2 separate regions of the Homo sapiens genome follow, and region 2 is linked to region 1. The links are chromatin loops, found by intact Hi-C in ENCODE. Cell type or tissue: CD14-positive monocyte. All regions are shown on one strand.

Region 1 (8,000 bases):
CCAGCCTTCTCTGGAATGTTGTGTTGTGTTGGGCTGTGACTTCCATGGAATTCAATTCCTGTTTACCAAGGGCTCCCACTTATTTTATTTTAATATAGTATGTTGAAAAGAGTGGAAAAAAGAAAAGCAATTCAATAGGCTCTTACAATTAGGTTTTGAGTTAGCCTTTGAAAAACAGGACGAGCAAAGAAAGATTTTATTTTTAGGCTTATCTGATAAGTTTCCTTTGTTGTTGTAGTTGTTGAGGGATTACAGGGATTAGTAATCTTAGAAAAATGTTGAGAATGAGGCATATACGGTGTTTTACCCTTGGGTCCTCCCCTGCCTACACTGTGCTGAGAACTGCTCTCTCTGACCGGGTCTCCTGTTTCTACCTGGTTTGTTGTGAACCTGTGTTCTCCACATTTGTCCTGACTCTTCAGGTGAATAACTGAGCCTTTCACTTGGCTTTGCTGCAACCCTTCAGCTCTGTGCGTGGTAAGGAATGCCTGGGTTGCAAATCTCACTAGACCCTGGGGACTCTGTTCCGTTCCAATACCTGGGTTTCCTACTTCAATCTTTTGGCTGGGGTGGGAGGCATGTACAATAACAGCTAATTTCTCAAATATCTATTTACATGTTATTCTAAGATAAGACAGTGGCGAGATATTAAAAAATTTTAGAATCTTTGTAACTAACAGAGTCACAACTGTTGGCTGTCTAATGGAAGGGAAATATGGGGTAGCCTCCATGCACCCTCCTGCTTCCCACCCTACAGTTAGGGATTTCCTGTCAGGCTGCTTTTGGTAGACAGAGCACTGTGCTGCTCGAGGTAAAGTAGATTGGAGCTGAGTGGAAGTTGTCCACCATTCGTATCTGCCTTCAGTGTCTATGTGGAGAGCACAGAACCCCCTCTCCATGTCCTGCAAGGCAGAAGTTACATGTCATCTGGTGAGGTTGACAGGTAGGCAGTTGCAATGATGTGCCTTCCACCCTCATGAGGTGAATGCAGCATGAATGAGTCACTTTTTGAGAGGACCATCAGCAAAAATCAGTCTCCACAATATCAGTGAGAGATTTTAACCAAGTGAAGGGCAGAGATTGAATGAAAATAAACAGGTTCCAGGTCTTTTATTTTATGGCCCCCAGGCTGCATTTCTGAGCCTATACCATAAAGTAAGTTGTGTGTAAGAGGAGTGTGTGCGGAAGAGGGTTGAGGAATGGAAAGCAACTCTAAAACTGAGTTTTACATATTCATCCTAGTAAAAGAAAGAACATTCAGAGGACAGGAAAAAAAATGCCTCCCCATTTTATGCACAGCATTATGATGGCAGCAAAATTCAAGTGTTGTGCATCATACTGGGTGCATTACATCTAGACTTAGACCCAGAATTGTGAAATATGGTGACTTTTAGAGAAGTATTTGTTTTTAAGATGCATGTTATTTAGAAAATGAAGGAAGCCAAATATAATTAGAAAAAAAAAGCAAAGTAAGTAAAATACAGAAGCATAAGGAACAAACCACCCCCCCTCCTTTTTAAGAAAAAGGAAAAAACAGCCTAAGATATGTTACTGTCTCTGACTTGAATGCCCTGGTTTAAGTTCATTTCATCTGGGCACTTTTCCTATTCACATTAAAAATCAGATTGTCTCTGCTAACATTCTTTGAAAAAAGAAAACACACAGAATGTCAAGAGAAAGGACTGAAAAAGACTTAGAAAAAAGAGTAACAAAAGAAAAAGCCCCACAGGATTAGATGACCAGAGCAAACTTTTGTAATTGGTTCCTTTATAAGAAGTTCAAAGGGAAACCTAATACTACCTATTGTAGCACAACATCATTTTTCTTTGGAGAATTTAGTTATCTCCCTTCTACCAAAGCGTTCCTCTGAGCTCACTGTTCTGAATAATGTCTGCCCCACTCTTGCTAATGGTCTAAAATATTTACTTTGCATTAACAATGTGGTTTCACTTGACTGCTTCCAAGTGCAGAGTCATTTTATTTTGAAGTGTTTGCTTTCTTTATTATTATCTGCAAATGTATAACAAAGACAGTTTTGTCTACTTCAATACCTTACAGTTAGCATACTAAATGGAGTCTGCAACACTAGTTACGTGCCCCAAATTCTAGCTCTGAAACAAAGAAAAACAAACACCAGCATCAGTAACATAAATAATGTGAGCAGAAGGTTCATAGATAAAGTGAGACTCATATATATATATATATATATATATATATATATATATATATATGTTACTAATTTCCTAGACAAGAAGAACAAGATATTTGTCAATTACTTTGCCCTGTTTTGGAAAATCTTGGAATGTTTTTCATACCCAGATTCCCTTCCTGAGGGGCTCCCTATGATCACCATGTTCTATCTAATTATCCTGCCATTCTGGCCACAGTTAATGGATTAGGGTGGGCATTGTGAGCCTGGACAGTCAGTTCATAGCTTGGCTAGAGCCCTGGAAGTGACCTAGCATGAAACTCTACTTAACACAGGGCTAGTGATTGGCTGGACAGGTTAAAGACTCTCTTTTTGGGACTTTAAATATGAAACACATAGAGAAAGTCACAGTTTGGGTGATTGGGCAGAATGCAAATGACACCCAGAGAAAAGAGAGTAAGCAGAAGCCATGAGGCAACAAAAACTGTGAAACACCAGAAGCAGTGAGGTGGAGAGAAGGAAAAGAAAAATGGAAAGATATTAGTAGGTAATTATAAGAGCAGAACAAGCAGAGAAGGGTTGAGTCATGAAAATGGCACAGGACTGAAGTAGAGAACCACAAAGACTTGCTGCTGAGGGTTCAAGATAGACTAAAACTGTAAGGATTTTCCCATTTTGGTTCTTTCATGGGGTCTGATTATCGTGTCCCAGAATATCTCTACAATAAACCCTAAAGGTCTGACATAAACCAAATGCTGGTAACCTAAAGGAGTCTACCTAACACAATTTGGCTCCATGATGAATTTTAGGATAATTTTCAAGCATTTTCCATAATAATATGAAATGCACTATGTAATGATTTGGTTACCTACTTAATATTTGCATTTTAAATCACAGTTGACCTCAGAGTAGCAGAATGAATATCCCTCTTCTGAAACCTTCTACACTCATATAATAAATAATGGAAAAAACAATAATAAATATACAATTTAATATAATTAAAATTTATTTATATTTAATTTATATTTAATTTTAAAATATAATATAATAAACAATAATGGAAAAAACAAATGTTTCAATAAAATTACCAAGTTGAGTTCGCTGTCATTATTTAATAAGAATCAGTTATTGTCCTGTTCAGGATCCTACCGCAGTTTAAATCTTGTTGCTGTGGATTTGTTATTGTGAACAACCAGGTACTTTTAGAGCACTGATTTTCAGTGTAATGAAAATTGCTTGAAATAAGAGGGCTGCTTCTGCATGTAGTGTTAGTATTGAGCAGACAGGGTAGGAGTCTTTCATTTAAAGACAAATGTGGAGCACTGCCCTCTTCTGGACAGACTAGGAGGAGCAACAGGGTGTAGATGTGAAAAGTTCTTCTAGTATTTTCTCTCTTTTTTGTCTTTTTTTTCCTTTTTCTGGAGAACGGGGTCTCGCTATATTGCCCAGGCAGGTCTCGAACTCCTGGGCTCAAGCTATCCTTCCGCGTCTTGCCTCCCTGAGAGAGGGAATTACAGGCGTGAGCCACCGCGCCCGGCCGGTTTTTCTAGTATTTTCTAAGTTCACTTTAACAGTATTTAATAAATGTCAACAGGTGTGGATTTACCTGGTGAACCAAATCCCAAGAATGCTATAAATGATCCCTCCTTTGGAAAAACTTACAGATCTGATGGGGAAATGAAATTGTAAATGAAAGGCAACTTCACTGGCTAATACAATAAAGAATCAAATTAAACAAAATTTACTAGTATTATCATAACTTTGGGAAACTGTATTACTTCCACTTTTGTGAAACATTTTTGCTTTCTTTAGATGTAGACTGGAACTATGTACAAAATAAGCTGGTCAACAGCAAATCGTTGGAAGATCAACAGGCACAAAACACGATAAAATTGAATCTCACAAACTGATTAAAACATTAAACTAAAATGCAGACTTACATTGCTCTGCTTTCATAATAAAGGTAGGTTAAGTAAGGTTAATCATGGGTTCCCTTACCTTTACAAAGTTGCTTTGTCATTTTTGCTTACTTATCTTAACATTACAACTCTTGCTTCACATAATGCAAACTAATTATCTCCCTTTGGCACAGAAAGATCTAATGAACATTTCAGAACGTCAACTTGGTTAATTTAAAGCCTATGAGACCCACTGGCAGGCTTTAAGTCTAAGCCCCCAGCTACATCTTTCACTGGGTGGTAGCTTAAGGGCCAGTCTGCCATTTATCCTTGCATATCACCACCTTGGGCTTCCACGGAAGAAAGTATAAATTATTGGCGGGTGATATTCTGGAGTTCTTGGCCACAGTGTCATTTAACAGCACTTCTAACAGCAGTCAAATAGAGACAGTAGATTTATAGTCATTGGAGGGATTGAGAAAGCGAACATAGATTTGGTTGCAGAAGTTGAAGAAATTTGTAGGAAAAAAGAGGTAGTGGTTGTATTTAACAAATTTCACAGTATTTAACAAAAAGTCTTTATTTCAGAAGAAAAGTTTGCACACTGAAAATTGTGCTCTTCAGCCTATTTTGTGTCTTCAGTGGCAAGAAGTTGACACCACTCTAGCAAGAAAAACACGTGGCTTCATTTGCCACCTCTTCCTTCCACCAGACAGCTAGAGTTGCACTGAGTGGCCAGAATAATTCCAGCGTGAGAGAGCAGGTAGGATAGGGTCAAACGTGAGGCCACCAAAATTTAAAACGGCAATAGAAATGTAAGTAACAATCAGGTTGGCTCGGCTCATGCCTTCTGTACTGGTTGTCAGATTATTGCCTCTCAGCTTAAAACCTGCTGTTCAATGCCCTACTTGTAACGCTAGAGCTCCATCATGCAGACATTTCTCCTTGGCCAGAAGAAGGTGCTGCAGGGACACTGCAGGAAGAAGGGGCTTTTCTTCTGTCTCTAGCGTGCCTTTTGTTGGCTTGCTCCTGCTGTGAATTGTGACTGGCAGGGCATAGAATACCCAGTGGCCTTTCCTTCCTAACTTGCTACTTCCAGCTTATAGTTTTCTTACTGTCCCCATCAGCCCACTTACACCCTAATGTGAGTTTCCTGATTGCAAGGTTTAGCCCATTGTTCCCTGCCGGCAGTCTGAGTCTAGCAACACAGCAGCCTTCTCCACTATCCATAGTCTGTAATCATACCTTCCCCAACAAGATTTGAATCCCAGCCTTAAGAAGTGGAACTCTGTCTAAAAAGGATTCCTCCTTTGGGTACTCAACTCTCACCCATAAATTCTGTAGTGCGTTTTTTTTTTCCCCTTTCTCAGTAGCTAATCCCCTATAAATAGCTAATAATGTTTTATATTCAACCTTTCATTTTGAAATGATTGTGTGATTCCTGTCTCCTGACTGAAACCTCTCTGGCTCGCCTTCCAAGCTGTGGGACTCCCCTCTGAAAATGTCTAATAAAATCAGATTTGGACATCCTTGTTGAAGTGTCAAATCAGTGCTTCAAATCTGTATTGGAGATTGGAAATCTATAGCCCTCATGCTGTCTCCATTCTAAAGCAGCTCAGGAGTTTTGGCTTGAAATATTTTCATTCGTCCTATAGATTCAGTCATAGCAGTCTTGTGCATTCAGATCAGAAGCAGAAGAAAAAAAAATATGACTAGTATGATTTGCTGAAATTTTTCTGTGTACACTCAACTCTAATCTCAAATGGAACATTTTATTGAAATAAAAATGATTCACCCACTGGGAAAAAAATTCCCCCTGCTATTCTGTTTTCTCTCTGGATTATGTGCCTAAATCTTTTGTCCTAGAGTTTATGCTTACAAAATTCACCACTTAGATTTACTTCCCTGCTTTAGGCACCCTCATTCATATTGCTTCCTATGATCATTTCCTTGATTTTTTATTACTCATCCCCCAAAATCATTGCTCACATTATTTAATTAAGGTAAAATTTCAATTTATACTATAAAAGAAAAGTTCTCTTCTTTTGCTTTCCAGAATTTCCAACAAGTACAGTATATTAGATGCTGATTTTTTAAACCTAAAAATCGGGGTTTCAAGTTTTTTAAGTCTTTTTATGCTGTATTTAAAAATCCCTTCTTACTGTGACAACAAAGTAATGTGATATTTACACTGAAAAATGATAAATTCCCCCACGTCCCTCAGAGTAATCATCATATTGACATGGACCTGAGAGCAAAAAGCTTCTCAACTTTGACAAACATAATTTGTGCAAGGCCGAGCAGTTATAAACATTGTCAGTAACTAGAAGGTATGGATGGATGCTCTGCAGGAGGCTTTGGAAGCTACATTCACCACACTCAGCTATTTATGATTATAATTCAATGTGCAGATGATAGCTAGTGAAAATAACACCTGAAATTCAGAAGAATGACAGCTGAAAGAGGTCTCTTCTGACAAATATGGAAACCAAAGTTTGGACAGCTTAAGCAACTTGCTTGGAGTCACACAGTGGGAATGTGGATCAGCAGGATGTGGACTCTTCCTTTTTAATCTCCACTACATTGGACATGGTTAGGCCAGTGCTCATCTACTGGTGAGGATCACAGCTCCTTGTGTCCAAACTACTTTCAAAAGGCAACATTATTATAATTATTGTCAAGCCTAGCCTTTATAATCATCTTGATTTAAATGATCAAGTTTATCTCTAATTAGCTTCTCCTAATAACGAAACTATTTTATCATAAATGTGTTTGGAAACCCTAAAATATATTTTGTATAACTAAGGAGGTTTTTTGGCTCTTTGACCAGAGACAGGTGCAATTGCACTTTCTACTTTCCCTTATAATAAACAGAAAGACATATAGGTCTGTAAGTAACAGTTGAATTATCTAATATTTCATTATTACAACTAAAATCAGCTATGGTAATTCTACTGAATATTACACATTTTCATTTAGACCAACTGCAAAATTTTTCTCAGAACAGTTACCATAGTAGAAAAATATCTTTAAAGATATATTTTAAACAATTAGTTTGTGGAAAAAACACTAGAATAAGGTCAAAAGAATTAAATTCTAAGCTGGCTTTTCTTACTATGTGTCCATGGTGATAGCAGATAAGTCTCAATTATTCTATCAGTAAAATGGGGCTAATGATAGATGATAGATGTTCTTTTTATTTCACAAGGTTCTTATAAGGGAAATACAGGTAATAGGTAGGAGTTACTTTGAACTTTTATAAAGAAAATATCAATGCTATTAAAGTTTTTCAATACCATGTTATAATGCTGTTGACTTACAAATGTTCAAAATAAATTAGTATGTCTTATTTAATATTTGTAGTTGTACTTTGAAGTAACTACTACAAAAAGTTAAGTTGTATATTATAAAATTCTGTTTTAAAAATGGATGAATTTTAATGTTGTAGGAATGAGACTTTATAATTAACTTGGCATCTTTTTTTTATATAAAATGCAAGGTCAACTAAAGATTTTTGCCTTCAATGATTTGGCCATTATCATGGGATTTCTTTTCAGACCACTAGATGGCGCAACTTAAGTCTACTACTTGTTAAAAGACATTGTCAGAGGCCTAATGACAGACCGACCTCCTCTTTGAAGAAAAAAACTAGTGAGGGAAACAAGAGAGGGGAATGTTATGAATACCTGAAGTTACACAGTCCTTCTCTCGCAAAGGCAGAGGCGTGCTGAGTGCAGTGTAAGTTCAGGAAACCTGTTCCTACATGTAGTCTTTTTACTAACTCAGAGGGAGGGATCACTTCTCCTGTCTGGGCATAGGTTTCTTCATCTAGTCAATTCTCTTCAAATGCATTCCTTCTCTCTCTTTCCTTCCCTGGAGACAGGACAGAGATCATGAGTTTTATGGGTGCCATGGTCTCTAGGTGCTCAGTACTTGAGACGGATGATGATGGT
Region 2 (8,000 bases), 140 kb before region 1:
GGCATGAGCCACTGTGCCTGGCCCATAATTCCTGGATTTAATACTTTTTCAATACATAGTAGAATTTATTGGTATTTATAAGAAATTCTTATCCCCAACTTGGGTAAGGAATTGATATTCCAGTACTGGATCACAATGCACTGCAAAGCATAACAGGCAAAAATTACTACTTTTTAAGTGATTCAGCATAAAAAATACACTTAATTATGCTCAATATTAACTTCTGAAAATAATATTAAAATAAAAAATTCTGAAAATAATTTAGAATAGTGTATTCTAAAACCATCATTAAGAAAATCAACTAAAATTGTAATAAAGAAATACTAATCAGAAGATCTTCAATTGTTAGACTGCTAGATAAGCTAGAATTTATTTATAGCTTATCTTAGAAAGTGTAACCGTTTCATTTTCTCTTTTGGCCTTCTGTAAGCAAAATTAGATGCCCCAGTACTCTCATAAGTGACGTTTGTACACTCGTATCTCTACCCTCGTTTCCCTTTGCCTCCATGAAAATAATACAGATTTTACTTTTTTTCTACATATGAAATGATAACCAATCTCTGAAAAGCTGGATACTAATGGTTTGTAGTTTAGTAGTAACATGCACCAGGCTAACCTCTACCACTAAATTATGAATTTAGTTAGATAGCCACTACATTTCTCACTCAGGTGGTCTCTGGTGGATGGGGGAGGAACCCTTCAGACTTGACATCAGAAAATGTTTGTGAGCACTTTAAACATATTTTACATGAATTATTCTAATATAAGGAAGTTATACAATTATCATCACTGGTATAACAAAGAAAGTGGGCTTCACATTATATAATGAAAAAGTGTGCTGTCTTCATGAAAACCTTTCAGGGGACAATGATAGAAATGTTCTTTGACTGTACAGAGCTGCAGTTAATAAAAGCCTGACCTAAAGTTTTTTTTTAATGTTGTATTTTAAGGTGGTGAACACCGTTATTATACATGGTGTGGTTTTGCTGTGTGGCCTCAGGTTTCTAATTACTCCTTCAGCAGCGTGTGCAAATTCTTGGAGGTTCCATATACTATCATTTCATATTGTGGATTTTTGTTTGGAAATTACCTTTTAGGGAGCAAAAGTATTCTTGATTTTGATTAAGAGCTCTCGGTTTTGGCCAGGCACTGTGGCTCACGCCTGTAATCCCAGCACTTAGGGAGGCTGAGGCGGGCGGATCACGAGGTCAGGAGATCGAGACCATCCTGGCTAACATGGTGAAACCCCGTCTCTACTAAAAATACAAAAAATTAGCTGGGCGTGGTGGCGGGTGCCTGTAGTCCCACTGCTTGGGAGGCTGAGGCAGGAGAATGGCATGAACCTAGGAGGTGGAGCTTGCAGTGAGCCAAGATTGCTCCACTGCACTCCAGCCTGGGCAACAGAGCGAGACTCCGTCTTAAAAAAAAAAAAAAAAAAAAGGAGCTCTCAGTTTTAAGATTTTCCTTTTTGTCTGAGTCCACGGGCTTTACACATCAGGGAGTATAATTTTAGGGAACGATTCTGCAGTACCAAAGCCATAGGTTTTCTTAGGATTTGACATATTTAAGAATAAGGTTAGATTTATTTCACTACAAAAATTTACCAAGGACATGTAAGGTTTTACTTTGGTATTGAGGAAACATTCTTCAAAAAATTATTTTAATTATGCATTTAATAAAACTGAAATAGAAAAGTGAGGAGACCTTTTAAAATATATGCATTTTATTACTATAGTTAAAATATGTAGCAACAGTGAAATAGTATGTGAGACCACAGCAAGGTGTTCCCCAAAGCACTTGGAAGGTTTCTCTGAGAGTTAAATCCTAAAATGGATCAGAGAAGGCAATGCAGCCCTGTCTAGTATATCCTAATGCTCTCAGGCAATCAGGGTTTTCCTAAAACTTCAATGGAGGCCTGAAGGAGGAGGGAACTTGGACTTAAATGGAAGCATGAGCAAGCGAGTCACAGTGCCTAACCTCGGCAACATCTGTCTGTTTTCCACGGGAGAGGGTGCAACGTCAGGAACATTCATTTGTCGGGTCTGCCTGTTCAATCTTGCCATGGATATGGGCACACTGGTTCTAGTGTGGGGGATTATTCCTAATCATGTAACTAACTATGGGGCCCATCCATTAAGTTGAGCAAACTGGAGCAGCTGCTCTTAGGCTGAGCTTGGCGGGTGTGGTGGCAGGAGCTATAGGGGATGTACATTTCACTCTTGTTTTCTAAATATGATTACAACTCAGTTTTTAAAATTTTGTCTTTAATGATACCCCCAAGGACATCTGTGACAGCTGCTGGCAATTTCAGCAGCCTCCTTCAAATGAAGTTATGGTAGCGATCTTAACTGGTCAAGTTGCCCCAAGTTCAGGGCCTTTCCCATTGCCTTTGTTCTGATTCTTTACTTGTTCACCAGACAGTTATCTAATAATTCACTTCCTGTGTTGGTTTCCTGTGAAGTCAGAAAATATTTCCCAATCTGCTTGACGGTAAACGAATATGCTGACATTCTGGTTTTTCATATGTGAGAGGTAGGGAAGCCTAACATTAAGTAGCATCTCATCTCCAGGATGATCAGCTGAGATACTGATGGCAGTGATGGAGCCAGGACCAGACCCTGTACTGAGGTTAACCTATCCGCCTTGCAGTGGCAGCAGGTGTCCCCTAAATTTTAATGTACTCCTTCCGTAATATAAATGTGTTACTAAGAAACAGCTTTCCAGCCAGGGACTGTGTTTCCCAGTCGCTGTTAGATCGGCAGGCCTTTCTCCTGACAGAATAAAGGAGAAAAAAGAAGTGGTCGCCTTTTGTATATGAAGAATTAAATTACTGACCCTAGGAAGAAAATTTAGTTAATAGCTCATTTAATCTATTATTCTTTTCTTTGGGGCAAAACCTCTAACAAACACTTGAAAAATTTAAAGGGTCGTATACTTTCCTTTCCAGTGAGTGATGAGCTTACTATGAGTGATGTGTTGAAGAGTGAGAAGCATTGTGTTCCAATTTCAACTAAGTCTCTAATAAGCAGTATGATCTGGCCCTAGTCAGTTAACATCTATAGTTCTTATATTTTTACCTGTAAAGTATGAAGATTTAGTTTCTTTCAAATAAAATATTTTATCAATAGGTTAGTATAATCTTGCAGGTCTGAAACATCTTCCTTTTTATAAATATTATTGAGCTCTTCATGTCATGTTCTATGCTAAGTGCATCACACATGTCTAATCACCCCATGAAGCATATTTCATTTTGTGGATGACAGAAGGGAGGTTTTGAGAGTGGACGTCAGTTGATCAAAGCTAGGAGGCAGCAGAGCTGAGATTTATGCTCTTGTCTGCCCAACTCCATGCCCCATACTGTTAATCATTATGTTGTGTTCCTCAAATTTGGCACATATTATAAGAGGGTTTTTTAATCCATCTTAGTTTGGGGCATGTTTTACTCTCTACAGGGTGATTTCTTTCTCCCATCCTTATACTTTCTCTGTTTTCTGAAGCCTGTGGAATTGAAAGAACTTTTGTACTACCATTTGTTTCATTCTATAAACAGTCCCAGATCATTTGAAACCCAAATCTTTTTTGAAACTTGATGTACTAGTTTAGTGTTCAGTTTTTTCTTCTCAGCATATTCTTCTGTGCTTTCTTTGTGTAAGGATGGCAAAAAAATGGAACTTTTAATGTTATTGAACATTCTCACAAATTAGTTTGGTTAAAGGAAAGAATCTTGGCTTAGGATTTAGGAGGTGCAAGTTCTAGTTCTTTCTCTGAAATTTATTGTGGAACAAATAATACTATTTTGCTATATTAAGTTATTGAAGAGTAAAAGATCAAATATGTGAAAAGCATTTAGGATCACAGAAACGAAGTTTTTCTGTGTGACTGCTGAATCATAATAGCTGCAGTGGATTGTTGGAACCAGAATTACAGCAAAATAATTTGGGGCCTATCTTTGCTTTATAAAGATCTGCTTAAGGTAATTGTAATTCATAATTCACGTGGCTTGGCCTACACGTAATGCTAAACTTGGACTGCTGAATATATACAGGCAGAGAGATGATCAAATTGCTATCTGAATTATAGCAGTAACAGCGTGATTTTTTTTTTTTTTAAAGACAAGGTCTCACTGTGTCACCCAGGCTAGAGTGCAGTGGCACAATTATAGCTCACTGCAGCGTCGAACTCCTGAGCTCAAGCAATCCTCCTGCCTCAGCCTCCCGAGTAGCTGGAACTACAGGCACATGCCACCACATCTGGCTAATTTTTTTATTATTTTATTTTATTTTTGTGGATATGGAGTCTCACTATGTTGACCAGGCTGGTCTCAAACTCCTGACCTCAACTGATCCTCCTACCTCATAGATTTAAGAATGTTTTACTATCCAAGTTGTGTGACATAAGACAAATGAATGGGAAGAAAAAGTGGATCATGAAAGTTGTAGAGTTAAAAGAGGAAAAAGAGAATTTCAGGGGACATGATGCTCAATGGAATCATTCAGAAACAGCCTGAGAATTGAGTTGTAGATAAAGTACTTATTAGTAGCATCAGCTGCTGAGAGTCGCTGGTAATTTTGCCATGTTGAAAATGCTATGCTCTTGAACTGGGCGAAGTGCAACTTAAAGATTTAAAGGGCCTGGGAGTGCTCTGCTGTTTTTGAAACACAATGAAGTAGGGGGTGAATAGCTTGAGAGATCATGCACAAACATCTTGAAGTTCAGACTTATTTCTCCAGGACAGAAGGCACATTTTGAGATAGTGTGTGTGTTTGTGTTTGTTTCATAGTGTTGAAAGTGGGAGGGTTGGCTGGGCGCGGTGGCGCACGCCTGTAATCCCAGCACTTTGGGAGGCCGAGGCGGGTGGATCACGAGGTCAAGAGAGCGAGACCATCCTGGCTAACAGGGTGAAACCCCATCTCTACTAAAAATACAAAATATTAGCTGGGCATGGTGGTGGGTGCCTGTAGTCCCAGCTACTGGGGAGGCTGAGGCAGGAGAATGGCGTGAACCCAGGAGGCAGAGCTTGCAGTGAGCCGAGATCGGGCCACTGCACTCCAGCCTGGGCGACAGAGCGAGACTCCGTCTAAAAAATAAAGAAAGTGGGAGGGTTGGGGCTGACCATTCCCATAAACTCATTAGCTTTTAATGCCCTTTGTTTCGGTAAGCATTTTTGGCATCTCTCAAACTATAGTTATTCAGGTACCACCTTCAACAATTTTTGCCATATCCATTTACTTTTTTTTTACTTTTAAATTTAAATATATTTTAAACAGGAGTTTTGCATATCTGTAGAAATCTCAGGTTTGATGTGGTATAGTTTTTCATAATGCACATTAAAATAAGTACGTAAAATTAACGTAAAGCCTGTCCATTTTTGGTCCACCTAAAATTATCTTGAAACACTCTTTTCATTTAATTTTGGCTCTTCTCTTTGTACAATGAGCACACACAATGTCTAGAGTGGAAGGTCAAAGAGAAAACTCAATGACTGGAAATAGAGATTTTTCAGTGAAATTTTCTAGACAGATTTAAAATGATGGGTGGGTATTACTTCCTCTTTTAGGTTATCAGCCTAAAACAAGTTTGGTTTAGATTTTAGTTAGATTTAATTTCTTTTCTTTTTAAACTAGTGGATAGTTTTTAGGCTACATAAGTTTCTAGGCTTCATACGTGTTTTCTCCCATTAGTTTCCTAGAGGGACTTTTTTTCTGGAAAGTTCCACACTTTCCTTGGCTTCAAATAAGGGGGAACAAAGTTTCTCCATGCTTATTTTATTGATGAGGTCTGCTCTACCAACAGCTAAGCCCAGGGATTTGGTTCAGCACAGCCAGCATGCTGCCTTTTAAAAGCCAGATTCAGTGCTAAGCTCCATGATACATAGAGGAAGAAGGTTCTCACCTTCTGTGAGGCATTGCATGTAAACAACCGAAACAGTCCGGTGTGATATAGGTATGTGCCAGATACAAGAGAGATCAACTCTTTGGGTGAATCAACAAAAGCCTTAATAGCTGGGAGAGCACTGGGGGCTGAGCACACTGAGTGGGGCATGGGGAAGGTAGTACACCATTTGTGGTATTGAGAATGCCACGGTTCTTTCTCCTCAGTCTTCATAGATGATTGTTCTGCAGAATCTCTATGGGTTCTGCATTGGCTAACGTGGTGTTCTGACGGAAATTAATATTTTAAATGTACAGTAATGCACAACCTTGCTGCTCTGACTCCCTTGCACGAATTCAAAGTAATAGCTAGAGAACCTTCAATAACAGTTGGCATGTTGAGATGGCATCCTTCCCAAAACAACATCTTAATGAGGTTCTATGCTTCAGGATCAGCTTTTCTGGTTTAAATATATTCAGACATATCCTACGTAACTGGAAGCAATGTGGCAGAAGTGGCAGGGGTCACATTGTGAGTTTTGCTGAGTTAGGCATGTAGGCCCCACAGTGTGAGGGACTCTTCGGAGCAGTCCTGAATATACAGTGATTCTGTGCCTGGGTGGGAGTGTGGTTGCATAGGGGAGGACAAAGAACATGATGAATTAACCTTACCCACGTTTGGGGAAGTTTGTACAGAATGTGAGATGGAAAAATTCTAGTTTCCATGTATTAATGCCTTCTTACCCATATGCTCATAGCTGGAGCCACTCCCCTATCCACCTGAGCTCCCACACATTCAAAAGCTGGTAGTTGAGGGATCTTTCACTGCATGTACGTTGGGTGTGTGTATGGGGGTTCAGTTAAAGGAGAAAGTGTCTAAAACCCCCACAATGCTGATTGCATTGATGAGAGCATTCAGACTTAGACTTTTAGGGACTTAATATATACAGGATTTTTTTTTAATCGTTAGCGGTATATTATTCTCTTTCTTTCTTTTTTTTTTTTTTTTTTTTGAGATAGAGTTTCTCTCTGTCACCCAGCCTGGAGTGCAGTGGTGGATCTTGGCTCACTGCAACCTCCGCCTCCCAGGTTCAAGCGATTCCTGCCTCAACCTCCCGAGTAGATGGGAATACAGGCACCCCCCACCACACCTGGCTAATTTTTGTATTTTTAGTAGAGATGGGGTTTCGCCATTTTGGCCAGGATGGTCTTCAACTCCTGACCTCAAGGGGCCCGCCCGCCTCCGCCTCCCAAAGTCCTGGGATTACAGGCATGAGCCACCGTGCCTGGCCGGTATATTGTTCTCTAAATGGAGCAAGGAATAAGCCCCTGGGGGGACTGAGCATTACCTCAGACCCAGCCATTTCTGTGTGCTGCCAGAGACCACACCCCTCCTCAGGCATAACCACAGAAGACTATTTCTTTTGGCTGGGTCTCTGACCTTGAAGGATCCAGCCTGCCAGCTGCCTTGAGACTTTGGGTGCTAGACATAATACTGGCAGAGTCCAAGAGTTATTTCTATTTCATATGTTTTATTTAGTATGGCTATATTAATTTTTTATTCATCAGAAGTTCTGCTGTTGAAATAAATGTAAAATGTTTTACAAAACCAAAACCACTGCCATCGAGTTTCATATATAGGTAGAAATATAAAAAACTCCAGAATAAGGTAGCACCCTCAAATGATGTCTCATTGCCTTTTTCTTGGAAACACACACAGCAAGTTGAAAATGTGGATTGATCTGCCATATCTGTTAAATTATTAGTTTTTCTTCTTCTAAATATGATGAGGCAGTTTTTCCTTGGAAAAACAGTTTGTGTTCAGCTTGGGAGGTTGATTTTCCACCATCAGTTTCTCCCTTTAATAATTGAAAACCACTGTTCGTTATTTACATAAAACTGTCTTTTTCTGGTCTGCTTTCTATAACCTTTCCCCTCTTAAGAATTTTAAGAATTCCCTGACTTTCCTCTGAGGGATTTTCTGCCTGCTTTATCCCAGATGTGGGACATTGACTAGGCTGAGGTTTTGGGGATTTTATTTTATTTTTTTTAGTGTTTCTACATTTGAAAGATGTTCTTTTAACCAGTGCACAAATCTGCCACTGAAAAAAGGGGCTTTGAAGAAAAATC

The links. Hi-C counts contacts between places; a loop is a spot of excess contacts. Peaks named below come from ENCODE experiments on the same cell type or tissue, not always from the same donor. Only the 100,000 strongest peaks of a DNase experiment are listed, where the experiment ranks them.
Region 2: a loop joins it to region 1, with 2.9 times the contacts of the local background. A loop is called at or near these places in 2 of 110 quality-filtered maps.

What each region holds. Positions count from the first base shown.
Region 1 is chr6:116,528,714-116,536,713 of GRCh38, forward strand. All of the region lies in intron 3 of TRAPPC3L (trafficking protein particle complex subunit 3L), which reads right to left. It also overlaps a transcript of CALHM4 not described here. Among named protein-coding and RNA genes, the nearest start is that of TRAPPC3L, 13 kb to the right of the region's middle. In CD14-positive monocyte, CTCF peaks have their summits at 3,518 (motif pointing left), 3,717, 7,598 (motif pointing right) and 7,799; DNase peaks (open chromatin) are centred at 3,458 and 7,628; H3K27ac peaks cover 924 bases.
Region 2 is chr6:116,390,345-116,398,344 of GRCh38, forward strand. The region is part of intron 1 of DSE (dermatan sulfate epimerase); the gene reads left to right. Among named protein-coding and RNA genes, the nearest start is that of DSE, 23 kb to the left of the region's middle. RefSeq lists an enhancer at 326-485. In CD14-positive monocyte, CTCF peaks have their summits at 3,281 and 3,481; DNase peaks (open chromatin) are centred at 1,957, 2,447 and 3,307; H3K4me3 peaks cover 734 bases; H3K27ac peaks cover 3,364 bases.